Regions from separate parts of the Homo sapiens genome. Here regions 1, 3, 4 and 5 are each linked to region 2. A link is a contact called in ENCODE Hi-C or POLR2A ChIA-PET data. All regions are on one chromosome and are shown on one strand. Each heading gives the region's core, a stretch centred on a gene start or an enhancer-like site at or near the end of the contact. The rest is flanking DNA. Distances are from core to core; before and after follow the strand shown.

Evidence for each region. A loop is a pair of places that touch in the nucleus more often than their neighbours do. ChIA-PET counts read pairs that join two places held with the same protein, here RNA polymerase II (POLR2A). Pooled maps may share reads with other maps.
Region 1: a loop to region 2 is called in a map of OCI-LY7, with 4 times the contacts of the local background. The contact joins the promoter of FLVCR1 here to the promoter of NEK2 in region 2. A Hi-C loop is called at or near these places in 2 of 168 maps with a recorded cell type or tissue (OCI-LY7 and naive thymus-derived CD4-positive, alpha-beta T cell) and 9 of 50 pooled maps.
Region 3: a pooled map shows a loop between it and region 2 (6-fold over the local background). The contact joins the promoter of RPS6KC1 here to the promoter of NEK2 in region 2. A Hi-C loop is called at or near these places in 7 of 50 pooled maps.
Region 4: a loop to region 2 is called in a pooled map, with 4 times the contacts of the local background. The contact joins the enhancer-like site here to the promoter of NEK2 in region 2. A Hi-C loop is called at or near these places in 2 of 50 pooled maps.
Region 5: a loop to region 2 is called in a pooled map, with 4 times the contacts of the local background. The contact joins the enhancer-like site here to the promoter of NEK2 in region 2. A Hi-C loop is called at or near these places in 1 of 37 single-sample maps with no recorded cell type and 2 of 50 pooled maps. POLR2A ChIA-PET finds 5 or more read pairs at or near these places in 2 of 52 experiments (A673 and activated B cell).

The regions. Positions count from the first base shown.
Region 1 is chr1:212,856,558-212,860,707 of GRCh38, forward strand. FLVCR1 (FLVCR choline and heme transporter 1) reads left to right here and starts at 1,718. Exons shown (of 10, transcript NM_014053.4): 1 at 1,718-2,633. The coding sequence starts at 1,896. It overlaps FLVCR1-DT (FLVCR1 divergent transcript), which reads right to left and starts at 1,581. Exons shown (of 2, transcript NR_027286.1): 1 at 1,209-1,581; 2 at 47-361. RefSeq lists silencers at 1,819-1,878, 1,959-2,168.
Region 2 is chr1:211,673,217-211,677,196 of GRCh38, forward strand. It overlaps NEK2 (NIMA related kinase 2), which reads right to left and starts at 2,405. Exons shown (of 8, transcript NM_002497.4): 1 at 2,168-2,405; 2 at 1,080-1,297; 3 at 267-507. The coding sequence starts at 2,263. NEK2-DT (NEK2 divergent transcript) reads left to right here and starts at 2,546. Exons shown (of 4, transcript NR_148994.1): 1 at 2,546-2,650; 2 at 3,851-3,938. RefSeq lists enhancers at 2,109-2,368, 2,391-2,685.
Region 3 is chr1:213,048,959-213,052,890 of GRCh38, forward strand. RPS6KC1 (ribosomal protein S6 kinase C1) reads left to right here and starts at 2,283. Exons shown (of 15, transcript NM_012424.6): 1 at 2,283-2,551. The coding sequence starts at 2,447. RefSeq lists a silencer at 2,412-2,511.
Region 4 is chr1:212,978,456-212,982,603 of GRCh38, forward strand. All of the region lies in intron 7 of VASH2 (vasohibin 2), which reads left to right. Among named protein-coding and RNA genes, the nearest start is that of VASH2, 30 kb to the left of the region's middle. RefSeq lists enhancers at 1,175-1,224, 3,057-3,276, 3,387-3,536 and a silencer at 1,512-1,806. Within about 2 kb of position 1,581, at least 12 of the 41 ENCODE cell types and tissues checked have a DNase peak (open chromatin) inside an H3K27ac peak, as active enhancers do.
Region 5 is chr1:212,752,661-212,756,640 of GRCh38, forward strand. All of the region lies in intron 4 of NSL1 (NSL1 component of MIS12 kinetochore complex), which reads right to left. Among named protein-coding and RNA genes, the nearest start is that of NSL1, 37 kb to the right of the region's middle. Within about 2 kb of position 1,676, at least 4 of the 41 ENCODE cell types and tissues checked have a DNase peak (open chromatin) inside an H3K27ac peak, as active enhancers do.

The DNA.
Region 1 (4,150 bases), core at 468-2,967, 1.2 Mb after region 2:
GAGCAGAAGGGCTGAATTTTCTCTAGTTCCAGGAAGACCGCAAGGCTACTGTGCTCTGGATGTCTCGTTTTTATTTTTTTATTTTTTTATTCTCCAGATCTCAAGACGGTGTCTGGCACATACCATTCAATACAAGTTTGGTACCTGGAACCCACTGAATATGCATGTCCAGTAACTATTAACTACATGTGTTGGTGCAAGGGAGAAGGTCGAGCAACCGGATCTGCTCCATCATAGCCCGTCTCAGTCGCTTCATTCAAGTCAGCGGGGTGAGGTTGAGGGGATTCCAACTTCACAAGGGCAGATTTCTCATGGACTCTCTTTCTCTGGTTGTACTGGAACACTTTCTGGCGTTATTCCTCTGCTGGGACAGCATGAACTTATGAAACGTGGTCCTGTCTGCCCTAAAGCCAGGGTCTCACCGACAAGGACAGCGATGCTGGGGCGAGAAATAAAGTTCGTCCTGGGCCTGCGTACGGTACAGCGCCCTTGGGAAGCCCTTGTGGAGTTAAGGGTGATGCCCACTTCTTTGTCTCCCTCATTCTGTTTCGGTGGCTCTCTCGTTCCCAGTTCCAAGCTGCCCACTTGTTAGAGGAGCCACTGCTTACCAGGCATCTGGTTTAATAAAACATGGCTAGAGCGACTGCATGTTAAAGTGAGTAACTAGGCACTCACAAGGCACCTATAAGGTTAATGCTAAAGGTCTGAAAATAGCCGCATTCTAAGCTGACCAACAATTATAATTACACAATATTTATGGCCATACAGGACATCTCCCACCAAGTCTGCGGAATTGTCCAGATGTCCTGAGTTTTTTTTTTTTTTTTAGACAAGGTCTCACTTTGTCGCCCAGGCTAGGCTGGAGGGCAGTGTGGTGCGATCTCAGCTCACTGCAACCTCCGCCTCCCAGGTTCAAGTAGTTCTCCTGCCTCAGCCTCCTGAGTAGCTGGGACTACAGGCATGCACCACCACGCCTGGCTACTGGCTTTTTTTTTTTTTTTTTTTTTTTTAAATAGATGGCATCTCAGTATGTTGCCCAGGCTGGTCTCGAACTCCTGGGCTCAAGGGAGACTCCTGTCCGGCCTCCCACAGTGCTGGGATTACAGACGTGGCCACCGAGCCCGGCCCAGCCCTCTACTCAGAGATAACGTCAATGCGCAGGCTTAGGTTGAAGGATTAATGGTCATTAGTGCACCAACAGCCCCTACCTTTAGTGGGCACATCAGCACATTCCACGATTAATCACAGCTCCTCACAGCTGCCTCTAAGTAGTGACACTACCGAAGGACGGGAGTTCCTCCTCCTGCAGTCTGAGGACTTGCACTCTCTAACGGAGTAGATTCCAATAAACTTGCTTCCTTCACTGCGCTCTGTGACTCGCCTCCAATTCTTCCCTGAAGTAGACCCAAGAACCCTCTCTTGGGGTCTGGATCGAGACCCCTTTTTCCAGCAACACAACCCGCGGGGCCGCCTCCCGCCCACCCTCAGGTGCAGGAGACCCCGGGCCATGCATCCTTCCGGGCAGGAAAATGTCAGCCAGCGCTCGCCGGCCGCTTTCCTCCCCCGCCTCCCGAAGTTCTCGCCCGGTAGCTCCCCGACTGGCTCTCGCGCCGGACAAAGGCGCACGCTGATTGGCCGGAGGGCCGTAGTCATGCAGGACGCGCGACTCTAGGGGCGGGACCAGACAAGGGGTGACTGCCGCGCGGCGCGGGGGAGGAGACCTTCATCTGTTCACGCGGTAGCGCGGATTGCGGTTCGCGGCGCGCGCCACCGGGGAAGGAGCGGTGGGCCGAGGGGTTGGAGGTGGGGCCCCAGGAGGACCTCGGGCTGTGGGCCGGGAGAGCGGAGTCGGGGAGTGGGGCGGGGGAGCGAGGTGGCGCCGGGGAGCCTGGGATATGGCGCGGCCAGACGATGAGGAGGGGGCGGCGGTGGCGCCCGGACACCCGCTCGCGAAAGGATACCTCCCGTTGCCGAGGGGCGCGCCCGTTGGGAAGGAGAGCGTGGAGCTGCAGAACGGGCCCAAAGCGGGCACCTTCCCGGTGAATGGGGCCCCCCGGGACAGCCTCGCTGCCGCCTCGGGAGTTCTGGGCGGGCCTCAGACTCCACTGGCCCCAGAAGAGGAGACCCAGGCCCGGCTGCTGCCTGCGGGCGCGGGAGCTGAGACCCCGGGGGCCGAGAGCAGCCCGCTGCCCCTTACGGCGCTCTCCCCGCGGCGCTTCGTGGTGCTCCTGATCTTCAGCCTGTACTCGCTGGTCAACGCCTTTCAGTGGATCCAGTACAGCATCATTAGCAACGTCTTCGAGGGCTTCTACGGTGTCACCTTGCTGCACATCGACTGGCTGTCCATGGTGTACATGCTGGCCTACGTGCCCCTCATCTTCCCGGCCACCTGGCTGCTGGACACCAGAGGCCTGCGGCTCACCGCCCTGCTGGGCTCCGGCCTCAACTGCCTGGGTGCCTGGATCAAGTGCGGCAGTGTGCAGCAGCATCTCTTCTGGGTCACCATGTTGGGCCAGTGCTTGTGCTCGGTGGCCCAGGTGTTCATCCTGGGCTTGCCCTCCCGCATCGCCTCAGTGTGGTTTGGGCCCAAAGAGGTGTCCACAGCTTGTGCCACCGCCGTGCTGGGCAATCAGGTAAGTACTGGAGTGGTAGGTGAAAGTCAGATCCTTAAAAGACCGGAAAAAGTCATAGGCCGTGAGAACTATGGCCTGTATGGATGAACTGCCCCAGGAGGTATTTGTCTATAAAAGAGGAGATGAAGCCGTTGAATAGGAGGCCGTCTTGGATTGAAGTGGGCTATAAATTTCTTTGTAAGGACAAAATTTTCCAAACGACCTTGTCATCTTGCTTTGAAAATTACCTATAAAATAATTAACTGGGCCGGGCGCGGTGGCACACACCTGTAATCCCAGCACTTTGGGAGGCCGAGGTGGGTGGATCACTTCAAGTCAGGAGTTCCAGACCAGCCTGGGCAACATGGGGAAACCCCGTCTCTGTTAAAAATACAGAAATTAGCCAGGCCTGCTTGCGGGTATCTGTAGTCCCAGCAACTCAGGAGGCTGAGGCAGGAGAATCTCTTGAACCCGGGAGGTGGAGGTTGCAGTGAGCGGAGATTGCACCTTTGCACTCCAGCTTGGGTGACAGAGTGAGACTCTGTCTCAAATAATAATAATAAACTGTAACCATAATAATAATAATAATAATTAACTGTATTGGCTTGTGTATGCCTAACATGGAAAATTTGTCAATGCAGTAACGAACAAGACTTGGGGTATTATTTTTGTCACCAGTGTATTTGTGAAAGGAAGGTATTGGGTTCTGGGAAGATTGTTTCCATTTTGAGAGGTCATTGTGAACAGCTCCCTTTTAATTTCATATATTAGCAGTCAGCACAGTTCCTGGCACATAAGGGACACATAAATGACTGCTAACCAAAAGTTCTGGGCTGGGCGTGGTGGCTCACGCCTGTAATCTCAGCACTTTGGGAGGCTGAGGCAGGCGGATCACTTGAGGCCAGGAGTCTGAGACCAGCCTGGCCAACATGGCAAAACCAAATACACAAAAATTAGTGGGGCATGGTGTGGTGCATGCCTGTAATTCCAGCTACTCAGGTGGCCAAGGCATGAGAATCTACATGCTTATTGCTTTATAGTCATTTCCCTTATCTAAAAGTACAGAAGATGGAGTAGGTTGAACTATAGTTGTTTGTCCAAAATAATTTATGACTGATACTTGAGTTGGTTGCATCTGCAGGTTTGGACAGAAGCTATTATAAAGTTTTTTGTGTGTGTGGTTTTTTTTTTTTTTTTTTGTAGAAATGGGGTTTCTCCATGTTGCTCATGCTTGTCTCGAACTGCTGAGCTCAAGCTCTCTGCCCACCTCTGCCTCCCGAAGTGCTGGGATTACAGGTGTGAACCACCACGCCCGGCCATGATTACATTTTCTTTGTCACACATCTCTCAGTTTAAATTCATTTTTAAATATTCAGTAGCATTTCTTGATCCCATTTAGAGTTGCCCAGTCACTCTCTTTACATTATTTTACTTTAATTCTCCTTATAGCACTCATCCCTGTCTCATATGTTATTGTTTACATGTTCATATGTTACTTACCTATTACTTTTCTCTTATCCCCACCATTAGATTGTAAG
Region 2 (3,980 bases), core at 1,155-3,654:
TGGTCAACATGATGAAACCCTGTCTCTACTAAACATACAAAAATTAGCCAGGCATAGTGACATGCACCTGTAGTCCCAGCTACTCTACTTAGGAGGCTGATGCAGGAGAATCCTTTGAACCTGGGAGGCAGAGATTGCAGTGAGCCCAGATCGCACCACTGCACTCCAGCCTGGGCAACAGAGCGAGACTCTGTCTCAAAAACAAACAAACAAGAAAACAAAAATAAAAGATGTTTTAAAAAGTAGCTAAATTCTGAAATACTTACAGGAGACATGTAATAAGGTGTGCCAACAAATGTTTTTGCAAAACTCGTGTCATGGTTTAATATTCTAGCTAGCCCAAAGTCTCCAAGCTTGACGTTTTGCTTGCCATCCAGGAAAACATTGGCTGGTTTCAGATCCCGATGCAATACGGTATGACCACCATCACTTCGTCTGTGGCATTCCTTCAGGGCCAGAGTCAACTGAGTCATCACTCGAAGAACAAACTCTTCATCTAAGTATTGCCTAAAACCAAAGCAGTTATACAGCATATAACTTCTAAAAAAATCATTGCCAAGATGGGATGATATAAATTATCCAGTGTACAAATAGGGAATTTATTTATTTATTTATTTATATTTTTTGAGACAGGGTCTTACTCTGTCACCCAGGCTGGAATGCAGTGGCACGATCATGGCTCACTGCAGCCTCGACCTCCCAGGCTCAAGCAATCCTCTTGCCTTAGCCTCCCAAGTAGCTTGGACTACAGGCACATGTCACTATACCTGGCTAATTTTTGTAGAAACAGGGTCCCACTATGTTGCCCAGGCTGGTCTTGAAATCCTGGGCTCAAGTGATCCTCCCGCATCGGCCTCCCAAAGTGTTGGGATTACAGGTGTGAGCCACCACACTCAGCCTATAAATTGTTATTTTGATATAAAATATGGGTGTTGATTCACCAGGAATTTTCTAAAGTACTGTGGACCTACCAAACAAATACAAATACACTCTTCCATATTACTGATCCTAAAACAAGATGCTTAAAATAAATGAAACTAGACCAATTTCAGCTTACATTTTTAAAAGATTATGCTTACCTTTCCTTGGTTCCCTTTGTAATTACACTAGCCAGATCCCCTCCTTCACAATATTCCATTACAATGTACAGTGTTGTATTGGTCCGGTCAATAATCCGATCATAGTAACGAACGATGTTTGGATGTTTCAGTTCACGAAGCAAATTCACTTCAGAAACAAGCATCTGTTTCTCAGCTTCTGTCATGGAGCCATAGTCAAGTTCTTTCCAAACTAATATCTGAAATAAGAATTTCCAAGGTATGAATGAACTCATTATGCTCAAAAACAAAGAATGAAAGTTCCAAGATTTAACAAATTACCTCCCTTTTAATTATATCCTACAATCAAGGTCATTATCTAATTTAGTTCAATGAACTTAAGGAGCTGTGAGTTTACTTCCATAATCTTCCTCCAGTTCTAAGCAGTAAATGTATGTTGTGGGGAGACAAACGGGAATGAGGCACATGAGGACTCCCCCAACCCCTACCCTCAGTTGGTTAGTGGGAAGTTGGCTAAAAGGTACTATAGTCAAAATTGGGGTGAAGGTGGTCAAAGTCCCTGCCCCATTCCACCCCAGTCGTGTTTTCCCAGGATGAGACACCTTGGTAAAGATCCCTCCATCAGCAGCCAGGCAGTTTCCTGTCCAATGTTACTTTCTGTAAAAGTTCTACCTATATACATTGGGAAATATGAATCCAATAATCCTAATAATGGATATTTTGAGGGAGTCTGACTGCAGATACAAAGCTTCGGGTTCTGGTAGTCCTGCCCCTTTCTTGTGCCTGAGAGGGCCACTCTTAGAGCTCTAAAAACAGCTCAGGAATTAGTTACCTGTCACCAATGGAAGGTCCTTAGCAAGCCAAAGCAGGAGAAAGAGAGAAATGGGGAGAGAAACGGGAAAAGATGGAAATACATATATCAAAAGAAGCGGTCTCCCATCCTTTAAGCCACCCAGGACAGGCTGTCAGATGCAGACCCAGGAAAGACGGTTTAGTCTTCCGGGCACCCATTTCCTCAGCCCTGTCGGTTCCCTTCGGTGGCGCAGGGCGCTCGCCCCGAGGCGACGAAACCTAAGCAGGGGCAGGCGCAGGGTAGGTCCCACGCTCACCTTGCCATCACTCTTCCTCCGGATCTTCTGGCAGCGGCCGTAGGAGCCTGTGCCAATGGTGTACAACACTTCATAGTCCTCAGCCCGGGAAGGCATGGCCGGCCAGTCGCCAGAGTCGCGCTGCCTCACGCAGGTTGCGCCGCCAAGTGCGGAGCTCCAGGGACCAGGAACTCCAGGGACCTGGATGGAGAAGCCCCCGAGCAGCACTGACCCGCCACCCCTGCCTTGGGCCCCGTTTAACCGTCGCGGGCCCTGATCTCGCAGTCTATTGGCAGGCGGTGGGCCGCTTCGCCTCTCTCATTGGCTAAGAAGAACACAACAATACCCTAGGCATTTTGGGAAAAGTGTCACTAGGCAACCGCGTCGGCGTCTGCTTTTAACCTGTGGGAGAACCCGGCGAGCTAAGCCAAACGGAGGGCGGGAGAGAGGAAGCGGCAGCTGGCGCCTCTCGGCAACTCTAACCCTCTGATAGAGATCGCCAAGGTAACCGAGATCTAAGGTCCTCCCCTCAGGCTTCTTTGCACACCGCTTCCACCAGATGCCTTCTGACCTTTGCACTCTGGCCCCTCACACTACCTACTCTCCCCGGCACACGCATTCCTCGCTCAGGTTCCAGTACCCTGAACCTGGGTGGGGTCACGTTGAGGATATGCTGAGAGCTGAATACAAATTAGAAATACAGACTCCCGGGTGGGCGCGGTGACTCACGCTCGCCCGTAACCCTAGCACTTTGGGAAGCCGAGGTGGGTGGGTCGCTTGAGCCCAGGAGTTCAGACCAGCCTGGGCAACAGGGCAAACCTCGTCTCTACTGAAAATACGAAAATTAGGCCGGGCGCTGTGGCTCACGCCTATAATCCTAGCACTTTGGGAGGCCGAGGCGGGCGGATTGCTCGAGGCCAAGAGTTCAAGACCAGCCTGGCCAACATGGCGAAACCCCGTCTCTACTAAAAATGAAAAAAAAAAAAAAAAAAGTAACAGAGCATGGGGTTGCAGGCCTGTAATCCCAGCTTCTTGGGAGGCTGAGGCATGAGGAATTGCTTGAACCTGGGAGGCAGAGGTTACAGTGAGCCGTGCGCCACTGCACTCCAGCCTGGGCGACAGAGTGACACCCAGTCTCCAAAAAAAAAAAAAAAAGGAGAAATACTGTCGCTCTCCTACCAAGTACTTTACACGTCTTGTCCCGTTTATGTGTGCCAAATACACAATTAACCCTATCGACAATACTTCATTGAACACAGATTCTCTTTTACGCACCCACACACCAACGTTCTCAGCTTACCCAGCCAAATGAACAGCCCCATGTTTACCAGGGAAGGAGGACTTAGAGGCCTCCATCCAGGGCTTGTTAGAGGAATATGTAAATTACCAGAAAGCTAATAATTTGGAAATGCATGAACAGGCCAGTTTTCTTTAAATATCTGTTCAGCAAAGGATTAAAAGACACCTGATTTTCTATTAATAAGAATTTAAAAGCTCTTTATGTAAAAATAAGGGACTTATTACATGCCCTGAATATAACATAAGATAATTGGAATTGCCAACCAGGAGAATTTTTAAATTAACATTCAAGGGCACTGTCTTACCTCAGGGGAATAGGACCAATTTAGGTTTCAAAAGTTATGTAAGGCACTGCAAGTGGCTGTGTTAATTAGCATCATTTTTTTATTTTTGTGCCTCTTACAGATTGGTATCCATAGAGCTTGCTGTGGTTTGAATGTATCCCCCAAAGTTCATGTGTTGGAAACTATTCTTAATGCAAAAGTGTTAAGAGGTGAGACCTTTAAATTGATTGGGTTATGAGGGCTACCCCTCA
Region 3 (3,932 bases), core at 1,033-3,532, 1.4 Mb after region 2:
AAAGAAACTCAGAGAACATGGAGAGGAAGTTGCTAAGGATGATATCAAATAGCTAACTAATGTAATTAAATGGAGAGTAAAACCAGTCATGGAGATAGAAATAGGTATATGAGGGGAAAAAATGTTGAGATTTTGATTTGTTCTGTTTCCAGTGTTAGATATATAATAAAGATGTAGGTAAAGTGAGTCAAGTCCTGGAAGAGAGATATGCTGGGAGATAGACATTTGCAAGTCAATGGGAATAAAGAACAAAGGATCAAAGGCAAAATCTTGAGAAACAAGAATACTAAAAGTTCTTGGAAGGAATAGAAACCAGCAAAGGAGACTGAAAAAAGAGCAAGTCATCTGAGTATAAAAGAGAAAAGAGAAATAATGCTGACTCATATGCTAAGAATATACAAAAGTTTTAAAAAGGTAGAAATGGTCAGAGACTTTCAAAATCCAGAAATATTGGGCAAATTGAGGTCACTGGAAACTGTTTTCAGAGCAGTTTCAGAGTAGCAATATAGAGGTGAAACCAGATTGAATTGGACATGGGAATAAATGGGTGATGATGCAATGTTGATGTAGATTACTTTAAAATCAACTTAAACAACTTTGACGGTGAGTGGAAGGAGAAAGAAAGGAAGAAAAGAAGGCAAAATGAATAATGCCCTTTACTCCCTTCTCTCCTGGCTAACTCCCATCTCTCTTCCAAGACTCAGTCTTCTATCAGAAAGCCTTAGGCGATCTTCCATCCTGAATTGATGTGCTCTTTAGTACTCCATATATACATTCACCATGGTACTTATCACAGTATATTTTGTGTCTTTATTTTTCCTACTAGATGGTACTTGAGAACAGGGACTATCTACCTTTTTTTTTTTTTTTTTTTTTTTGAGAGAAGTCTTGCTCTTGTCCCCCAGGCTGAAGTGCAATGGTGCGATCTTGGCTCACCGAAACCTCCACCTCCCGGGTTCAAACGACTCTTTTGCCTCAGCCTCCCAAGTAGCTGGGATTGCAGGCGCCTGCCACCACGCCTGGCTAATTTTTTGTATTTTTAGTAGAGACGGGGTTTCACCATGTTGGCCAGGCTGGTCTCGAACTCCTGACCTGAGGTAATCCGCCCGCCTCGGCCTCCCAAAGTGTTGGGATTACAGGCGTGAGCCACCGCGCCCGGTCGGAGAACAGGGACTATCTTTGTAACTCCAATGCCAAATTGGCATCATGTCTGGCACATAGTAGGTGGTGAATTCAGGTTTAATGAATGACTAATAGACTTAGATATATGTAGGTTGAAAAGAAGGAGCCAGTGGTGAGAAAGAGATTAAACATACAGAAAGGAGATTTGGAATGTCATTGAAACAGTGTCTTAAGGTTTGCCAAAGAGGATGGGATTCAGATCACATGTGGAGTCATTAGCTGTAAAAATGAGCAAGTGATATGTGTACGTTTCAGACTGGCATGGAAATGTGAGAAGACAAAGGAATTGGTACTAAGGGCCATAGCTGCTTCTTCCTCTTCTTTTTTCCCTGTAAAGAAGAGTGGTGGTGCGGAGAGTAGGGAGGCAAAAGGAAGAGGAACAGAGTCTTTAGGATAATGGCAAAGACTTGGCATGAATATTTTGTGGAATGAAAAGGAACCTTGATCACAAAAAGATAAAGGAACTGCCAAGCGTTGATAACAACCTCAGCTGAAATTGGAAACTGTAGTGAGTGACTCGGAGAGGTCGAGTGACATATTTCTTTCTTCTAGCCAGAGGCGGACTCCAGATTTTCGAACCTGTGGGGATTTTTAAAAGATTGATATTGGCTTGGGAGCTTTTTTGGGTTGGGGGCTTGCTGTGCAGATGTGTTACAGAAAGGCGCTCAATGGAAGGAAATTCGTCTTAGAAAGAAGTAAGGGATATGTCTCAGAGAATGAGATGTTGCTGTGGGTATTTAAAATGATAGGCTGTGAATAGGTAAGGAAAGAAGGTGCTAGGCTATGGTATCTCTCCATCCCTTCAACACTCCACTTAAGTTTGTACCACGGCGGGGCGGAGGCAGGGAGGACCACGCTCTCCCGGTGTGGCGTGGCTATACCAACTCTCATAAAATCTCATAAAAGGTGACGGAGCTAGCGTACAAGAGGTCGTCTTTAGTGGAGAGGCCTGAGGTCTCCGCAGTGACGGGGGTGGCAGCGCGACCCCTTAGTCTTCAACTACAGGCCAGTCCCAGGTGCCCCAAAGGGGCTAGAATCTAAGGAGGAGTCTCCCCTCCCCCTAGAAGCGGGAGATAGCCTGGCCCGGAAGCTTCTCTGCTGACCCGGAAGCAGAGCTGTGCAGCTGAGGCGCCGCCGTGGAGCCGCCTTGGAGCCACCGCCCCCTCGCCGCTTCGCCGCTGCGTTGGGGAACCTGGACCGCGGCGGCGCCGGGTTTCCCTCATGATCCCGGGCGGGTGGCGGCGGCGGCAGAGGCGGCGGGAGGATGACCTCTTACCGGGAGCGGAGTGCCGACCTGGCCCGTTTCTACACTGTCACCGAGCCCCAGCGACACCCGAGGGGCTACACAGTATATAAGGTCACCGCCCGGGTGAGTGCCGGTGTCGGGCTGGGGTAGAGCTTGGATTGGGACCTGAGGATCTGGGGTGGGGACCCTGATGTGAGGGTACCTGACTCTGGCTCAGAGCCGAGGGTGGGACTGGGTGCTGCTCCTACTGGCGGGACTTGGGTGTCGGAGGTTGGGATTTTTAGAGTAGTGGCTGAGTGTGATATGCCCAGGGCTTCACTGTAGTAGGTCGTGGTAGAGTCCTCTTTCTGGGGGTGGGGCAGTCAGTGGTTGATGGTTTTAAATTGATGACTCAGTTCCCATCCCGTTTGGACTTTCTCTTCTGAGTTCGCAATTTGCAGAAGTGGTTTTGCTTGCTCCAGGAAGATAATGCAGATTAAAAAGTGTTAATTTATGTATTGTTTGGCTTATGTAATATAAGTTGTTTTTTCTCTTGACCTTTATCAGGTTTGCTGTGAGAAAGACAGATTCTTGGGACAGATGTCAGTGTTAGGCCACCAACCTAGGAACTGTGGATCCGGGCTTTGTCAAACCTTTGAGTTTTTCATGTTTTTCAGTAGGAGACGTGAAAAAAATCTGCTGAGGGTGGCTTGTGTGAGCTACCATGAGGGCACATTTTAAAGTTGGGAGGCTCCTTTACATCAACTAACTGGTCCAATTTTTAGTACCCACTTTATGTTTCATTGCTTTTGCCTTGAGTTTTAAAGAGAGTCTGCATCTTCTAGGAAAGTAAGAATAAATCAAAATTAAATAAGTATATATGTATGTGACGTATGTGTGCATGAATATATGTGTATAGTAGGCATTTTATGCACATCACCCAATTTAATTCTCATTTTAATGAGGAAGAAATAGATTAAAGCAAGTTTAGTAACTTGCCCAACTTTACATTGCAAGGCAGTAGCAGATCTGTCTGGGATCTGAAACCAGTTTTGCCTAACTCCAAGTTATATAAAATGTTAATAATTAACTTTATCAATTTTTAAAGAAGAGAGGTACAGATTAAGTAACAGTAGTTCAATATACATTTGGAGGATGTAAAGCAGGCCTTCAGAATAATTTTTTTTTTTTTGAGACGGAGTTTCGCTCTTGTTGCCCAGGCTGGAGTGCAATGGCATGATCTCTGCTCACCGCAACCTCTGCCTCCTGAGTTCAAGCGATTCTCCTACCTCAGCCTCCCGAGTAGCTGGGATTACAGGCATGTGCTACCATGCCCTGATAATTTTTTGTATTTTTAGTAGAGATGGGGTTTCTGCATGTTGCTCAGGCTCATTTCGAAGTCCTGACCTCAGTTGATCCGCCTGCCTCGGCCTCCCAAAGTGCTGGGATTACAGGCATGAGCCACCACACCCAGCCTGAGAAGAATCTTAAAGGTTAAATAGATCAGTTTGGGGCATGGGAGTGG
Region 4 (4,148 bases), core at 331-2,830, 1.3 Mb after region 2:
CACCCTCCTCCCTCCACGCCCCAAAGTCGATCCCAGCCCCAGTGGGGAAAGCCCCAGGAGCACGGAGGTGATGGCTGATGGTTCAGTGAAATCATCAACTTTTCAAAAAAGGTGAAGAGTGATTGCCACCTGCCTCAGAATCCCCCTGACTCACGCCCCTGCCCTCGAGCCCTTCCTCCCAGGTAAACATTGATTCCCAAAAGTCCTCCTTCCTAAACTGCTCCCAGTAGGTCAGAGTCTTTGCGGTTTTTTTTCCCCACAACTAGGGCCGAGTGGCCTTGGAACGGTTTGACCATCCACAGAGCCCAGTTGGCTTGTAGGTGCCCGTGGACAATTTTGTATTAGCAAATCCAGTAAGACTATGGTTATTCTTGGTGGCGGAAACCCTTGCCACTTCTTTTCTCTTTCTCCAGCACTTGGAGGTTGGGAGGGAACTCTGGAGGGCAGATCTCTCAGCTGAAGTTTCAAATGGATTGAGGTGTTTGAGGAGGGAAGATTCTCTCCCTAATTCCTCCGAAACCTTGACTTCTGAGTTGCAGGGCTGGGGAAGAGATTGCAGGGTCTACTGTGTAGGAGGAGAGGGAAGAGAGGTGCAGGACATGAGAATAAGAAGAAGAGCTGTGAGAGGCCACAAGCACTGGAGCGCCAAGCCCCAGCTTCCCTCTCTAGATTCCAGCTCCCGCCATTCTGCCACACTAGAACTCAGGACAGCTGTGTTCCTGGAGGTATGTTTGGAGAGAAGCAGCTTCTCAGCTTCCACCCATGGCCTTCGCCAAGCAGCCTTTTCTCTAGGTAATCTTGCTTTTGGCGAGGAAATGAGAAAGTGACAAATATGGTCTTGACCCAATCACTCCACAAACTCCGGGAATCTTACTGTAAGATGGCCAGGACTAGGGTTTGGTGACTCTGTCCCTGTGCTATTCTGTCAGCATTACATAAGGCCATCGCGTCATTTCTAAATGTGTTGGGTGTCATGAGGAAGCTTGGGAGGGGCCCAAAGGGTGGAAAATTACCATAACAGGCGAGAGGCCCATCAGCTGTGGGGTCCCAGTCCCTGTCTGCCATGGATAATTTTAGTGGCATTATATCCCCATCCACCTCCTCCCTCCAGCTGGAGCGACTTCCAGCCTTGAATTCCTCTCCATTTTTGCACTTGTCTAAATAATCCCTTTCGAGAGGAGGATCAGTGTCACTGGGTTGACAAGAATCAGCCGAGGGGGAGGGCAGGTGAAGATGACTGCGTAGCATCCGCTGAGACCAAGTTTCAAGAGGGAAACCAGGACTCCCCCACCCTTCCACCCACGGGTCCTTTCTCACACTGCTCCTCTGGGAGTGTGTAAAGCACCTACTACACTGAATTGTCAAGTTTTTTCCTGTGGTTCGTAAAGAGAAAGGGAGAGGGAGGTTGAGATTCATGTTTCAAAGGCCATCTGTGAACTTAAACCAACTCCTTCCCAGCCCCGGGCCTCAGAACCCTTGCAGCTCTTCACTAAGGGGTGTTCCCAGGGGTTCTCAACTGGGTCAGCTCTGGGAGAGGAGGGTTAGAAGTGTGGTGGGAGGTGGAAGCGTTTGCTTCTCACATCTTGGTAAGTGAGGAGGCTCCTTGCTAGGGCCGGGGGCCTGAGATGGTAAATGCCCCGCAAAGCCCAGGACCACCCTGCCCAATAAAGAACCGTTCCACCTCAAATGCCAACAGCGCCCTCACTGGGAAGCTTCAGCGCTCTCCGAGGTCCTTTCCATTTCTGACAGTTCATGACTCTTGGCTTGCTGCCTATGAGCTGGCCCTGGGTGAATTGGAGTGAGCAGATAGTGATTTTCTGGTTTTGCAGCCAGAGTGACCACGTGAAACATTCTTCTCAATGGAGGCCAGTGTTCCTGAGGACCCATGAGAACCTCTTCATCTTCTCTCCCCTGTGTGGCTGCTTTTTTCCTGCTGTCTCTCCTCCTGTTTTCTTTGCTGGTCACCTTTCTTTGCCTCCCCTTTTCTTCCTCTTTGATTTCCCTTCTTCATCACTGATCTCTGTGGCAGTTCATGGCTCCAGCGGGCTCTGTCTGCCCTGCTGGACACCCTGGGGGTCCCAGAGGTTAGTAAGCCCTGAAAGCCCATCTCCTTTCACTGCAGGGCCTTGAGCTGGACAATGGAATTCCTGCTGCATTCTGTCAGGAAGGATTACGTATGTCCAGACATCTGGTTGAGTAAGGGCAGAAGTTGTTTAATGAAGTCATTGAAAATAAATTTGATTCCATGGTCTAATCACATTGACTGGTGCCCAAGAAGTAATTCTCCTTAGATCCCAAATGAGAAATATCCCCAGTGAGAAAAGGAGATTTCCTTAGGGTGGAAAGTAGAGGGAAGCAAACAAACAAAAAAGAACACTAGGAAGGCTACGAAGGGAAAAGCTAAACCGCCAAGATGGTGAAGGGGCAGTTTCTACTCCAGTGACTGCCTGGTCAGTTCCCCCAGGGAAATTCATATGGCCCAGAGTCTCCAGGGATGCTTGGAGAAACCAAGATGGAATGATGGGCCTCATCAGAAAAGACCACCTCAGGCAGAGTGAGCCAGGAGCCTCTGTGAGCTCCCCAGGGTCACATAGGGTCAGACAGGGGCAGACAGGGTGAGGTTTCCTAGAGCTGAGGGGTTCTTGTCCCGGAAAGGAGAAGTGACATCAGAGCCTGGAAACTGTGCCCTGGAATCTCCAACAGTTGGCCTATGGCCAGAGTCTCCTGCCTGGGGAGGGCTCAAAGGGATGGGCACCGGCTGAAAAATCTCTTCTGGGCCGAATCCGTCTTGGCTGAGGCCTCTGTTTACATAGCAACATCAGCTGTCTGCCCTGGCAGCTGCCAGCACCGGTGCTTTCCATCAGGGGAAGCAAGGAATGTGAGGGAGGAGCGGACTGGCCTGGAATGAAGGTGACAGGTGTGAATGAAGCTTCCCTTTCCCTGTGTCCGTCCAGCTGAGGCCATGCTCTGCCTCTGCGGCCTACCCAGACCGGCCGTGAATCCTAAATCGGGGCCTGGTCTGACCTGATTCTGGCCAGACTCCACAAGAAGGGTGGCCCTGGGGTCTTTGCTTAAACTTGTAAATGCTGGGCCAAGAGCACCCCTGGTTTAATCTCTTCCACATTCTTAACATCCGGGATTAAGAGTCTAACGTTTACAGTGGCACTTTTCCCACACTTCCCTTCCTGGACTCCCGAGCCTGCAGGCTGTACCGCCAGTCTGGCCTTTGTGTTTCTGTGTGAGGGTGAGCACCTGCCGGCACACGTACCCAGACATGGCCCTCAGTCAGAGGTGCGGAAGAGAGACTGGGTGGTTGAGGGAACCCTGTGAACTTCCTCTCCTCGTCCTGTTTCTTTTCTTAAACCTCATCTCTCCCAGATACACCCCTATGCATGTTCAGCCTTGGGATGTGGTCATGTCTCCACTCCATCACTTTCTGGTTCTGAGGCTTCTTGTGGCTGCACAGATGGCACCATCTGGTCAGGCCGAGCTCCTCCTCTGCACTGAGGCTGCCTCAGAGTGTGAAGGACTTGGTGTGCAGCTGTCAAAGTTGAGATAGCAGTGGCAGAGAGTAGTAGGATTTTTGACAGAATAACTTCTCTGTGGAACCACCACCCTGTTCTCCCTAGCCTACCTCCTGCTTTGAGCACCCTCCGTCCAGCTGGCTCCGGGAATGCAGACCTGTCATTGGGGTTAAGTGTAGCCTTGGGGCCAGGCCATCAAGCTTTCACCCTAGTTCACTCTGAGTCCATTTACGTCACAACAGGTGAGGCTGGGACTGTCTGTGCATGTGGATATCCTTTCTCCTGCAAAGTGAGTCAAAGTAAAGTTTTCTACTCTTTTTCCCCTAAAACAAAATGTTGCCGGAGAACCTTGAAAAAAGAAAATTCTTTCATTTCTTTGCCTTGTTTGGAGGAGGATGGCAGGGAGGTGGGGTTGGAGAAATATATTAGTCTAAAATAATAACCCTGGATCCGATGAGAGGTTCTGGGCAAGTGCAGACCCGGCTGAATCATCATCCTAGTGCTCGTGTTTCTTAAAAATAAACCCCCTTGCAATATTCTAATTAGAGCTGGGGGAGCACTTGGAAGAGTCCTCTCTATACACAATAGCTCACCCAGCTCTGGCCCTGAGATGAGCTGGCAAGG
Region 5 (3,980 bases), core at 426-2,925, 1.1 Mb after region 2:
GTAGATTGCTATAAGGATATTTTTAAAAAGAGTTTGCTCTTAAAAATGTGGAAGTTAGGCATCCTTGAGAACACTGCCTTCCCTAGTCACTTGCTTTCTAAAACACAGGGAAATGAAAAAGTGGAAATGAAAGATTGAGTAATCAACCTAGTTTTGCTTTCAGGTCACTGTACTGACTAAACTAGGAAACATGAACTTCCAAAAGCCTGCCCAAATTCAGAAATTCAGCAAAAAAAAAAAAAAGCACTAAGTGAGTACTTCCTTTCTATTTCCAATGTATTTTATGAATATAAACAAGCAATCACGCACAGCATCAGATGTGTGGCTTCTACTGGTTTCTAAAGAGGTAATTAAGCCATTAGAACCAAGAATTAGAAAGCAGCATCCCTGGTGAAAATGAAACCAAAAACACAGCAGTGATTTGTGATTTTCTGAAAGATAACCCTTTGCTACAATTTATAGAGATGTGTTGAACCCATTTGCTCAGTAGATGAAATCCTCTGCAGCACACCTTCCCACCTACACCTCACCACCTCCTTCAGTACCATGTTGCACCTCTCTTAAGGCACACTTTCAAACTCCTGACCCTCGCTCGTTATTATCTGGCCTCAGCCAAGTTTTTGACATTGTCTTGCAATGCTTCTTCCCTCTATTACTCACTTCACTACAGCCTCTCTGGTCTTTTGTTCCATGAATACTCAAGCTCATTCTTGATTTAAGAACTTTATTCTAGCTCTTCCCTCTGCTTGACAGCTCTTTTTCTTGATCATCACCAGATAAATTCCTTCCTGTTACTACCTCAGAAAAGTGTTTCCCCATCACCTAAACACACCACCCTAAAGCACTGATGTCACTTATTTATTTTTATATTTATTACTTTTCTTCTCCCACTAAAATATAAACTCTATAGAGTAAGAACTTTGTGCTGCTCACTAATATTACATCTGCCACATTGAGAACAGTTCTGTCATACTGTAGCCATTCAATATATACAACTGAATGGACCAATGAGTAACAGTCACTCATGATGTATTTATTGGGCATGCTGCTATATGCTGGCTATATATAATGTAAATATAATATTAAAAAACTCATGGAGCTTTCAGTTTTGTGAGAGAGCATAAACAAGAAAATAAACACAAATACTTATAAGCTGTAACAAGTACTATTAAGGAAATAAACAGGTGTCATGATAAACAACTGGGGAGAGTATTTTAATGAGGGTGGTTAGGTAAGATCTCTCTGAGGAGGTAACATTTAAATGAGAAAAGAGAACTGGGAAGATGTCAAACTTGGGCAAGGGGGCATGCATGTGTGACAGTGAGGCACTTTCAAAGAACTGAAAGACTGGCAGCAAACAGGAAAGTGCCTGAAATAAATCTGGAGAGGTAGGTAGGGGCCAGATCACCTAAGGGAATGCTAAAAGTCTAGAGTTTAGGATTTTAAGCAGAGGACTGAAAACTGATTTGCATTTTTAAAAGTATCCTAAGACTTCCTAGTCAAGTTGATTTCAGTAGTGCATAAAACTCCCTTCCTATGTCCAAAAGCATCAGTGAATATAGAAAATTAAAATGACATATCCTAAAGCATATACAAAATAAAACATTTCAATGAACCAGAAAAAAAGGAGAAGAGAAAAAGCTGCAAGTCAGGCTAAAGCTGCAGGCCTACCGGTAAGCAGAAGTAGCCAGGAATTGGCCTCCTGCAAGATAAAAGGTGTTCGAAGTGCTCCAGAAGAACAGGAAACGAAGAGACAGCTTCACTGTTTGAAACCGAGGGCTGAGACAGAGTTTACCCACCCTGAAAAGGTGGCTGAAAAAAACTGCCACTAACCAGCCCGGCGCGGTGGCTCACACCTGTAATCCCAGCACTTAAGGAGGCTGAGATGGGTGGATCACGTGAGGTCAGGAGTTGGAGACTAGCCTGGCCAACATGGTGAAACCCCGCCTCTACTAAAAATACAAAAATTATCCGGGCGTGGTGGTGGGCACCTGTAATCCCAGCTACTCAGGAGGATGAGGCAGGAGAATCACTTGAACCCAGGAGGCAGAGGTTGCAGTGAGCAACCATTACATTCCAGCCTGGGCAACAAGAGTAAAATTCTGTCTCAAAAAAAAAAAAAAAACCAACTCAAAAGACAAAACTGCTCCTAACCGCTGCCAGGAAGCAAAGCTTACTTAAAGCTAAACCAGAAATGATGGGAAGCAGATAATGCCTCCAAGCCTGGGCCTGGACCAATCTCCAGTGTCACACTGGGACAGAGGCCCTCTGTTGCCAGTGTTAAGATATGGCTCCAGCCTGGGATTGTTTGGGGCCAGATGGAAGGCAACCAAACCTACTAGACAGAGGGAGTGAAAGCAGTGGTAGACAGATATGCACATGAAAAATTCTAGTCAAGAAGCACTTGCAAATCAAAAGTCTAAAATACATGAAGAAATTAAAACCATGAAAGACAGCCAGTATAACCAATGTCAGGGAGAGGAATTTACTGCAGATGAAATGAAAATAGAGCAATATAAAAATGACTTTAAAATGCTACACAGCTCCAATAGCTAAAGAAAATCATAAGACATTGCAAAAGAAAAATAGGTTATAAAATAAAAACATAAAATACAAAAATAGAAGAAATGAGAAAGAAGCAAAGTTGAAGGATTAGGTTAAAGATTTTCTAGAATATAGGAGTCCTCAGATAAAAGTATATATGGAGATGTTAATGGAAGATGGGAGAAAAGAGGAATCTAGCAAAACCAAATAATCTCTCACAAAAAACAAAAATACATATATAATATTATTTAAATAAAATTGTCTCTGTGTATATAAGCAAGAAAAAAATTACCAATAAAAACCATGGAGTTGAACTATGTTACATGTTGAGTGAAAAAAGAAAAACAATGACAGAATAAAATGCATTATGTAATATTTATATAAACAACTAAAAAAACCCCTGTGTCTACCTATGTGCATACAAATGCATTGATAAAGATCTAAAATTAGACACAGCAAACTGATAATAGTTGCCTATTTGAAGATGTGTGGGATGTGACAGATTGGGAGGCGAAGTTATGGTATATTTCATATAAATATGAATATGTATATATTTTCATATATATCTATATGTAATTATTAAAAATTTTACATTAAGCTTGCATTTATTAAAAGCACAAGAAATACAATTTAAAAGATAACCACAATTTAAAACAATAAGGTTAGAGCTACGGCAGTCGAATGGAGGATGTCTACCATAAACTTAAGCTAGGAAATTGCAGATAATTTGAACACATGAATAAATTTTCTGTAAATTATGCCCCCAAAATGTCCAGTGCATATTTATTCCTGTAACAATTATATAAGCACAGAAAAAAGGATAAATGAATTCATACCAGGTTAATGTTGGATATCTAAAGGGGTGACAGGAAGAGAGAGAAGAAACCAAAAACAAAAAGTAAAAATACAATGCTATCCTTGTTGGGTTTTTTTGAGACAGGTTCTCACTCTGTCACTCAGGCTGGAGTGTAGTGGCAGGACCATAGCTCACTGCAGCCTTGACCTCCTGGGTTCAAATGATCCTCCCTCTGCAGCTTCCCGAGTAGCTGGAACTACAGGCATGCACCACCATGCTTGGCTAATTTTTGTATTTTTTGTAGAGACGGGGTTTTGCCATGTTGCCCTAGCTGGTCTCAAACTCCTGTGCTCAAGCGATCAGCTTCCCAAAGTGCTGGGCTTACAGGTGTGAGCCACTGCATCCGGCCGACTTTGGTTTTTAAAAGGGACAATGTAATATGTAATTCAATCCTATTTATATAAAATTATGTATTGTTTGCAAAAATATAAATATTTATTGAGTGTACCATGTCAGAAAATAATCTTAAGAGTCAGGGGCTGGGCGCAGTGGCTCATGCCTGTAATCCCAGAACTTTGGGAGGCCGAGGTGGGAGGATCACCCGAGTTCAAGACTTTGAAACCAGCCTGGCCAATATGGT